Linked DNA regions of Homo sapiens: region 1 is linked to region 2. A link is a contact called in ENCODE Hi-C or POLR2A ChIA-PET data. All regions are on one chromosome and are shown on one strand. Each heading gives the region's core, a stretch centred on a gene start or an enhancer-like site at or near the end of the contact. The rest is flanking DNA. Distances are from core to core; before and after follow the strand shown. Region 1 has its middle 11 kb from the start of SPOCD1. Region 2 overlaps COL16A1 (collagen type XVI alpha 1 chain).

Region 1 (4,262 bases), core at 1,582-4,081, 160 kb after region 2:
AGAGTGTTTCTTAATTTGGATTTCCCTGATGCTTTTCTCCAGATTAAACTGGTCTCAGGGGTTTTGGAAAGAATGCCGCACAGGGAAAATGCCTTCTCACATCAGAGGAGGGGGTGCGTGGTAGCCACAGGTGATATTAACCTCCACCGCTTGGTAGAAAGTGCTTTCCAGACTTCTCCACTGCCAAATTACTACTTTAAGAATTTTAAAGGCTGGAGACAGTGGCTCACGCCTATAATCCCAACACTTTGGGAGGCTGAGGCGGGCAGATCATTTGAAGTCAGGAGTTCGAGACCAGCCTGGCCAACATGGCAAAACCCCGTCTCTACTAAAAATACAAAAATTAGCTGGGCGTGTTGCCGGGCATCTGTAATCCCAGCTTGTCGGGAGGTTGAGGCAAGAGAATCGCTTGAACCCAGGAGGTGGAGGTTGCAGTGAGCTGAGATTGTGCCACTGCACTCCAGCCTGGGCAACAGAACGAGACTCCATCTCAAAAAAAAAAAAAAAAAAAGAATTTTAAGGTAGAGAGAGGTAGTGTTTTCAAAGAATATTGAATGATGTGGAGGAAGTGTCATAATGTGCTGTTAAGCAAAGGAAGAGAATGGAAGGAAATCCACCAGAATGTTGACAGTGGCTCTTTCTCAATTGCTTCTTTTCTCCTCTTGCATTTTCTTTTTTTTTTTTTCTTTTCTTTTCTTTTTTTTTTTTTTTGAGACGGAGTCTTGCTCTGTCGCCCAGGCTGGAGTGCAGTGGCGTGATCTCGGCTCACTGCAAGTCCCGCCTCCCGGGTTCACGCCATTCTCCTGCTTCAGCCTCCCAAGTATCTGGGACTACAGGCATCCGCCACCACGCCTGGCTAATTTTTTTGTATTTTTAGTAGAGACAGGGTTTCACCATGTTGGCCAGGATGGTCTCAATCTCCTGACCTCATGATCTGCCCACCTTGGCCTCCCAAAGTGCCGGGATTACAGGCGTGAGCCACCATACCCGGCCTCTTGTGTTTTTTCATTACTCTACAATAAATATATAGGACTTGAAATTTCTGTAACGTTTTCAAAAAATTGTATATAGTATCACCTCCATTATACAGATAACACATACAGACATTTATTCACAGGAACAATGTATAAAATATCCATTAAATGTTGATAGCTAGGGATTATCTCTGGATGGTAACTTTTATTTCTTCATTGTGATTTTATGTATTTTTCCGTTTTTAAATAATAATCTTATTTTACTTTTTTAAGAGACAGGGTCTTGCTCTGTCACTCAGACTGGAGTACAGTAGTGCAATCATAGCTCACTGCAGCCTCCAATTCCTGGGCTCAAGTGATCCTCCTATCTCAGCCTCCTGAATAGTTAAGACTACAGGCATGCCACTGCACCCAGCCCTGTTTATTATACTTTTTAATTGGACTTCAATTGCATAGAATGAGGTTTGTCATACTAATTGGGTATATAGTACACATTCTCATCATCGGTCCATAAAAGGCCTTCTTTGAATCATTTATGAATTTATCTATTAGGGTGCCTATTTTAATAATATAAAAATATCCATGGAACCACTGCCCAAGACGAAAACTAAAATACTGATAAGAACTTACACAGACTGATATGATTCTCCTCACTTTTATCTACCCACCGCAACCCCTAATATGAATCCTGTGTTGTGTTCTTTTGCTTTCTCTTTTATGTAGTTTTATCACACCCACATCTGTTTCCCCAAATTATATGTATTTTTTAATGTGATATGTTGGGATTTACTTTTTTTCCTTTTCTTTTTTTTTGAGACAGAGTCTCACTCTGTCGCCCAGGCTGGAGTGCAGAGGCGTGATCTCGGCTCACTGCAGCCTCTGCCTCCCAGGTTCAAGCGATTCTCCTGCCTCGGCCTCCTGAGTAGCTGGGATTATAGGCATGTGCCACCATACCAGGCTAATTTTTTTTTTTTTGTACTTTTAATAGAGACAGGGTTTCACCATGTTAGCCAGGCTGGTCTCCAACTCCTGACCTCAGGTGATCGGCCCGCCTTGGCCTCCCAAAGTACTGGGATTACAGGCATGAGCCACCACCCGGCCAGGATTTCCTTTTACCACTCAAAATTATATCGCTAAGTTTCATCTATATTGTTGCATTTGCCCAGCTCCTGTGTAATATTTCATTGTATGTTATTCCAAAATGTATGTGTCTCTTCTCCTCTCAGTGGTTCTCTGGATTATTTCCAGGTTTTGTGCTGACAGGAACATTCTAGCATGTGTTTCCTAGTGTATGTGGTAAGAGTTTCTCTTGTATATGAAGTAAGGAGGGAAATTGCTAGGTCATAGTTGTCTTAGTTTGGGTTTCCCTAGAGCAGAGCGTGAGACAGAGACTAAGCTGCTACCTGCGTCTGTTGTTGGTTGTTTATTTGTGGGGTAAGCCCAGGAAGCAGGAGTAAGGTGGCAGAGTGAGATGGGGAAGAGATCAAGGTCACTGCTGGAGAACTTGATTTTTGGAACTGTGGGCCCAGAGAATGGATGACAGGGACATTTTTATCTGCAAGCTCCTGAGCCCCATCTGTCAAGGGCTGCTCCTGGCATGTTATCTTCCCTGCACCTCTAGGCTGTGCTTGGGCTTGGGCTGAAAACAAAAAGACGTATAACTTGTGCTGAGGTGGGACTTGTTAGCGTGGGGTGAGTCATGAGGTCAAGGGAACTGCAGCCGGGGCGCAAATTAGAGGTGAGTGGAGGAGAGGCAATACTGGCACCAGAGGCAGCTGCCAGAGAGGATAAGTGAATGTCCCACTTTACAGACTCACGCCAAACTGTCTTCCTGAGTGCTTGTGCCAATTTACACTCCCATCTGCAGCCTTTGAGAAACCCAGTGAACCCACATCCTCTCTGACACCTGGTACTGTCAGGCTTCTTCTTCTTCTTCTTCTTTTTTTTTTTTTTTTTTTTGTAGATGTAGTCTTGCTCTGTCACCCAGGCTGGAGTGCAGTGGTGCGATCTCTGCTCACTGCAACCTCCGCCTTCTGGGTTCAAGCGATTCTCCTGCCTCAGCCTCCTGAGTAGCTGGGATTACAGGTGCCCACCACCACATGAGGGCTAATTTTTGTATTTTTAGTAGAGGCAGGGTTTCACCATGTTGGCCAGGCTGGTCTCAAACTCCTGACCTCAGGTGATCCACTAGCCTCAGCCTCCCAAAGTGCTGGGATTAGAGGTGTGAGCCACCATGCTGGCCTTTTTTTTTTTTTTTTTTTTTTTTTTGACATGGGGTCTTCTTGCTCTGTTGCCCAGGCTGGAGTGCAGTGGCACGATCACAGCTCACTGTAGCCTCGACCTTCTGGACTCAAGCAATTCTCCCACCTCAGCCTCCCAAGTATCTGGGACTACAGGTTTACTACTGGTGGCGTGCACCACCAGGCCTGGCTAATCTTTAAAAATTATTTGTAGAGATGAGGTCTCACCATGTTGCCTAGCCTGGTCCCGAACTTCTGGGCTCAAGTGATCCTCCTGCCTCAGCCTCCCAAAGTGCTGGGATTACAGGCATGAGCCACCATGCCCAGCCCATCAGGCTTCTTAATGACCAGTTTTCTGGCTCTTGGTGGTTTTCTCTCTCTTTCGTTCTCTATCTTTCATATATATGCATTTGTGTGTATGTGTGTGTTTCTTTTAAAGTCAGAAGTAGAAAGAAATCTTATTTTTTTCAAGAGCTAGTTTACCCGTTGAGAGTGTCAGTTGTTGTAGGGGGGCCTGGAAATATAAAGACTAAGAAAGGACCTAATCATGAGGCCCCGGGTTACTGGTGACTCTGGGGGAGTGGTTGGCAGGGGAGGGAGGTTGATGAAACCTCAGGGGGATAAGGGGCGGGACACCAGGGATGCAACAGAAGAGAGCCGGGTAAGAAGCCTGGTGGCCAAAGGAAGGAGAAGATTGCAAGGTCAGGTGGAGGGCATGTCTAGAAACGGAAGAACTGAGTTTATAGTGAAATAAGGAGGAGCCAGGGAGGAGAGGGTGATGGAGAGGCAGAAGCAAGGGGCAGACTCCGTGTTAAGAGCAATGGGGACCGGGCGAGGTGGCTCATGCCTGTAATCCCAGCACTTTGGGAGGTCGAGGTGGGTGGATCATGAGGTCAGGAGTTCGAGACCAGCCTGGCCAAAATGGTGAAACCCTGTCTCTACTAAAAATACAAAAATTAGCCGAGCATAGTGGCGCACACCTGTAATGCCAGCTACTCGGCAGGCTGAGGCAGGAGAATTGCTTGAACCCGGGAGGCAGAGGTTGCAG
Region 2 (4,523 bases), core at 597-3,096:
CGGGGAAGGTGGCTGCATTCTCCCAGTGTGGAGAGGGTGGCTGCCCTGGATCAGTGGCTGTAGGGTGGTCAAGGGAAGGAATCCCGCTAGAGAGACCCAGCAAAGGGGAAAATGAACTCGGGGGCTCTGTAATGCCACCAGCCACCAGGAGGGGTCAGCAGAGCCCCAACCAATGTTGGCCCCCACTGGCAGTTGGGATGAAGAACCACTGGCCAGAGGTTTGGGATTCTCTGCAATGACCAGCCTAAGGAGAGCAGGGGCTGCCACTCAGGTCCTGGGGAGGGGAAGGAAGGGGAAGGGGAAGGGGAAGGGGAAGGGGAAGGGGAAGGGGGCTAGCAACCACCACTGTCCCAAGCATGGCTGATCAGCATGGGCTCTGGGGAGGTAGTGAGGTGCCCGGGTCCTCCTGGAGCTGGGAAGGAAGTCTCAGCTCTGCTGCTAACACCACTGTGTGCCTCTGGGCTGCCCCAAGCCTTGTGGGTGTCAGTTTCCTCACCTGCACAGTGAGACGTTCATGCGTGTGCTCTCAGGGGAAAGAGGCTCTCCACAAGGCTCAGGGGAAAGAGGCTCCCACCTGTCCCTCTGAACCCAGGTCCCCCGACCCCAAGCTCAGAAGTCAATCTTCGGGCTTCTTACACCACCCACTCAGCACATCTAGGGAGCCCAGAGGTTGGGCCGAGACAGGGATGTCAGCCCCAAGCCAAGGCAGAGCCATGTCTCCAGCATTTATCAAGCCAAAGTCAAGAGCAGCCAGCATAGGAGCTCCGCCAACTGCTGCTCCCCCAACCCTTGTCACCAGGCAGGACACGGGCCACCCCTGCCCTCTCTGGGCCCTTGGGGACAACTGGAGCACGGCTACCCAGGAGGAGCCCATTCCCCTTCCACGTTGGTGTCCTCCTTCAGGACGTGCTTCCCCCTTCTCTCAGCTCCTCGCTCATCCTCCCGCCCAGGAGACGAAGGTGGCCTGGGCTGCCTATCACATTCTACTCCTCCATCAGACCCCCTGCCTCCTCCCCACCTACCTCCCTGCCTTTCCCCCCATCACAGCAGACAAGGGCCTGGGCTGCACAGAGGCCGCAGGCATCCTGGGCCAAGCAGACATCCCGAGGAGCCCACTGGTCCACTGCAAGCCCTGTCGGCCTCCAGTAGTCACTGGGCCCATCCTGGAGGCCTCTTTTCCCAGCCTCAGTGCAACTGGGTCAGTCTTGGAATTTCCTGAAAGCCTGATGCTAGGGGTGGGACAGGGGCATGGGAGCTGCATGGCTCAGATCTGTGACTTTGCCAACCCAGGGTCCTGCTCACCTTCTCTGCTTGAGGGCCAGGTGGGCCAGGTGATCCAACTTTGCCTGGGAATCCAGGGGGACCCTGTATCAACAAAGGGGCAGGCAGGAATGAAAGTGGGGCTGGAGGGGGAGCTCCCCTTCTTTATTCTTCCTGTGCATGATGCACTGTTGTTAATGCAATTCATTTTGACTTCCTAGAAGCACCACTTGGGAGCATTACGTCTGCCTGGCCTGCTGGGCTGGGGCCCACACAAGAGGCTGGGCTCTCCAGGTCCTGGTTCCTGGAATCAGGCCTGGCCACCCAGGCCGTTCTCCCCTGCCTCTCCCCTCTTCTCCCCAGGACCATCCTACCCCAGCCTGGCCTGGTCAGGCCTGCCCCTCCCGATGAGACCACATCAGACAGAGCTGGCTTTGTGTCTTCTTCACTCACCGGTGGGCCCGGAAAGCCTGGCTGGCCTTGAAATCCCTAGGGTGAGAAGCAAGGGGCAGTGTGCTGTGCCACCCCCTCTCTCCTGCCTGGCTGCCCAGGTGGAAAGAGTGACGGGGGGGGCACCCTCAAACCCATGGGCTTTGCCCTCCCCTCTGCCCACCATGGCTGGCAGGTGAGGCTCTGGGCATGAGGTAGGTCACAACCCAAGGACAGGTAGGGTGGGGAGACTAGAGCTGGTGATCACCAGGGACCCAGCTCCTTCCCTGCCTCCCTGCAGCCAGGTCCCAGTCGTCACTCACCTGGTCGCCCTTCTCACCGGAGTTACCTTGGGGTCCTCGCTCTCCTCTGGGACCCTGTCACCCACAGAGAACAATGCAGCCGAAACCTAATCTTCCTGCCCTCAGACCCCAGGACAAGACCAGGACCACATCTCCCCATGCCCTCCTTCACTCACCGCTGGGCCTGGGGGGCCTGGGAGGCCTTCAGATCCTGGGGGGCCCTAAGGATACAAAGGAACAGAATCAGTCACTCCTCCTGGGGAGGTGAAGGATGAGGTAGGGGGATGTGACAGGGGACTGCCCAGAACAGAGGTGGCATGTGCTGGGAGGCCCCTGGGCTGGCAGGCCCCCTCTGCCTGATCTGCTCAGGCTTCCCTGCTCTTGCCCGAGCTACTGAACCAGCCTCCTAACTCGTCCTGCCACCTCCTGGCTCACTGCAAGCCAGCCAGCAAATGGCTGCCCTCTTCTCCTCCAGCATAGCTCTGATTATGTCACTCTCTTGCTCAAACACCTTATGCGGCTCCCTCTGCCTCTGAGTGGGGCGCACACTTTCCACCAACGCTGGTCTTTGAGGCAGCCTGTGATCTGGCACCAGCCACCCCTTCCCACTTCTCCTCCCTCTCTCCTTCTCATCTTCCGCCTTGCTCAGTCAGACTGCTGTTCTCTGACACACTCTATACCCTCACACCCCCAGGCCTTTGCACCCTTAGCACAGCTTTCTCTTCTACCTAGAATGCCCCCTTCCCCCCTTCCTAGGTCCCCTGAACCCTTGCCAAATCATCTGATGGCTGGAAGCTGTTCCTGCAGTGCCCCACCCAGCCTCTCCCTCTGGAATTCCCCAGTACAGACAGCCACAGGGATCCCTCCCTCCTGCTAGTCAGCTCTCAGCTCATATGCCACCTGCTCAGAGAGGCCTTCCTGCCCCTCCGCTTCGATGGTGCCCAAACACCTCTCCAGCCCCTTCCCCTGTCCCATTTCCTCCATGAGTCCCAGTCCTCATCGTTCCTAGGCACTTGTTTATTCATCTGGCAGCTCCCTCCCCCACGGCAGGGCAAGAGGGCAACTGCGCTCTGTTCATGGAGACATCCTCAGAGGGGAGCCTGGCACCCCACAGGCCCCTGAGAAATATCTATTACTGAGTAAATGCCTGATGGAGTTTGCTGAATCCCACTGGGGCCTCACTGAAACTGGTGAATCTGTAAGGCTGCAGTCCCAGTTTGGCTGATCCTAGATCTGAGGTTTGTGAGGTTTGTCACCAGATAGATGTGTGTTCAAGCCCAGGTTCCACCACTACCTCACTCACTAGCTTCAGGAGCCTGGGTGAGTCTCAGCTTTGTCACTCTGGGGGCCCCAGTGTCCTCATCTGGTCACAGCCCAACTCCTGTGCTCAACGTGGGGCCTGGCAGGCCTTGGCTCTGGAGGGTGGCTCTGGGGAGCTGGGGTCCACTGGGGGTCTATAATCCCAGGTCCTCCTTTGTAGGAGGCGGAGGAGTGCTTCTGCGGCTGCCTCCTGGCACCCTCCCCTTGGCAGCCCTGCGGGGATTCTCCTCACAGCCTCCACCTCCACAGCACCCAGCCTGTGCTGCAGGCTTGGGGGCAGGGGGGCAGCAGGGGTCACGATCCTCCCCTTCACAGGCTGCTGCCAAGTCTCCAGCCCGAGACTGTGTGGCTCCACGTGCAGCCCTGCATCCAGCCCCACGCCGCTGGGACTCACCGGCTCTCCTTTCTCTCCCGCTGACCCGGTGTAGCCACGCTCCCCCTTGATGCCCTGACAAGTGGCAAAGAGACAGTGGAATTAGCCCCACAGAATTAGTCCGTCACGGCACTAATGCGAGGAGCGGAGACTGCAGCTGGCACCCAGACTGGCTCTGGGGGAATGGCACTGGGAGGACCGCTGGGTGCTCCAAAGCTGCCGTGCCTCCCATCTGCCACCGTGCCCCCCAAGCCCCCAGTGGAAAGGAGGACACACCCACCCAGCAGCTTCTGTGGGGGTGGCACCTCTAAGCTGTCTCTCCAATCTCCCAAACCCCTCACCCCCAGGAGGCAGATCTCAGTTCTTGCTGTGTCTGGGCCTGGCAGAGTGCTCTGAGAGTCAGGCCTGAGCAGAGTGGTGGGACCAATCCACACTGCCAAGGGGGCCTACAGTGGGGAGAGGGGGCTGCATGGACTTTAGGCAAAGGAGGAGGCTGAAATGCCCGGTAATGGGGAGCCCGCCGAGGGTTGCCCAGCCTGGCTGTGTCCTGACCACCAGCCCAAACCTCTGGTACCTGGCACCCACTCCCCAGCAAGGGTCCCCTTACTCACAGGCAGTCCTGGGGGGCCCGTGGCACCTGGGTAACCTGGTTGCCCTGGAGGACCCTGCAAAGAAAGGCAGACATGATGGATAGCCCCCCAACATTTCTGTTCTCCCCTCGCTGGGTAAGAGGATGGCCAAAGCTAAAACCTCTGGGGCTGCCATCTAGCAGGTGCCAGCCTGCCCCAGCATTGCACACTGGGCCATCTCCCCAAGCCCCAGGTCCCCTCGGTCGTGAC

What was found. Hi-C counts contacts between places; a loop is a spot of excess contacts on that map. ChIA-PET counts read pairs that join two places held with the same protein, here RNA polymerase II (POLR2A). Pooled maps may share reads with other maps.
Region 1: a loop to region 2 is called in a pooled map, with 2.1 times the contacts of the local background. The contact joins two enhancer-like sites. A Hi-C loop is called at or near these places in 2 of 50 pooled maps. POLR2A ChIA-PET finds 5 or more read pairs at or near these places in 3 of 52 experiments (PC-9, activated CD4-positive, alpha-beta T cell and naive thymus-derived CD4-positive, alpha-beta T cell).

The regions. Positions count from the first base shown.
Region 1 is chr1:31,824,665-31,828,926 of GRCh38, forward strand. No RefSeq gene overlaps it. Among named protein-coding and RNA genes, the nearest start is that of SPOCD1, 11 kb to the left of the region's middle. RefSeq lists enhancers at 2,540-2,639, 2,730-2,919. Within about 2 kb of position 2,832, at least 8 of the 41 ENCODE cell types and tissues checked have a DNase peak (open chromatin) inside an H3K27ac peak, as active enhancers do.
Region 2 is chr1:31,663,870-31,668,392 of GRCh38, forward strand. It overlaps COL16A1 (collagen type XVI alpha 1 chain), which reads right to left. Exons shown (of 71, transcript NM_001856.4): 51 at 4,296-4,349; 52 at 3,706-3,759; 53 at 2,168-2,212; 54 at 2,013-2,066; 55 at 1,714-1,749; 56 at 1,303-1,365. Among named protein-coding and RNA genes, the nearest start is that of PEF1, 21 kb to the left of the region's middle. RefSeq lists enhancers at 1,932-2,471, 2,472-3,010, 3,551-4,088. Within about 2 kb of position 1,847, at least 8 of the 41 ENCODE cell types and tissues checked have a DNase peak (open chromatin) inside an H3K27ac peak, as active enhancers do.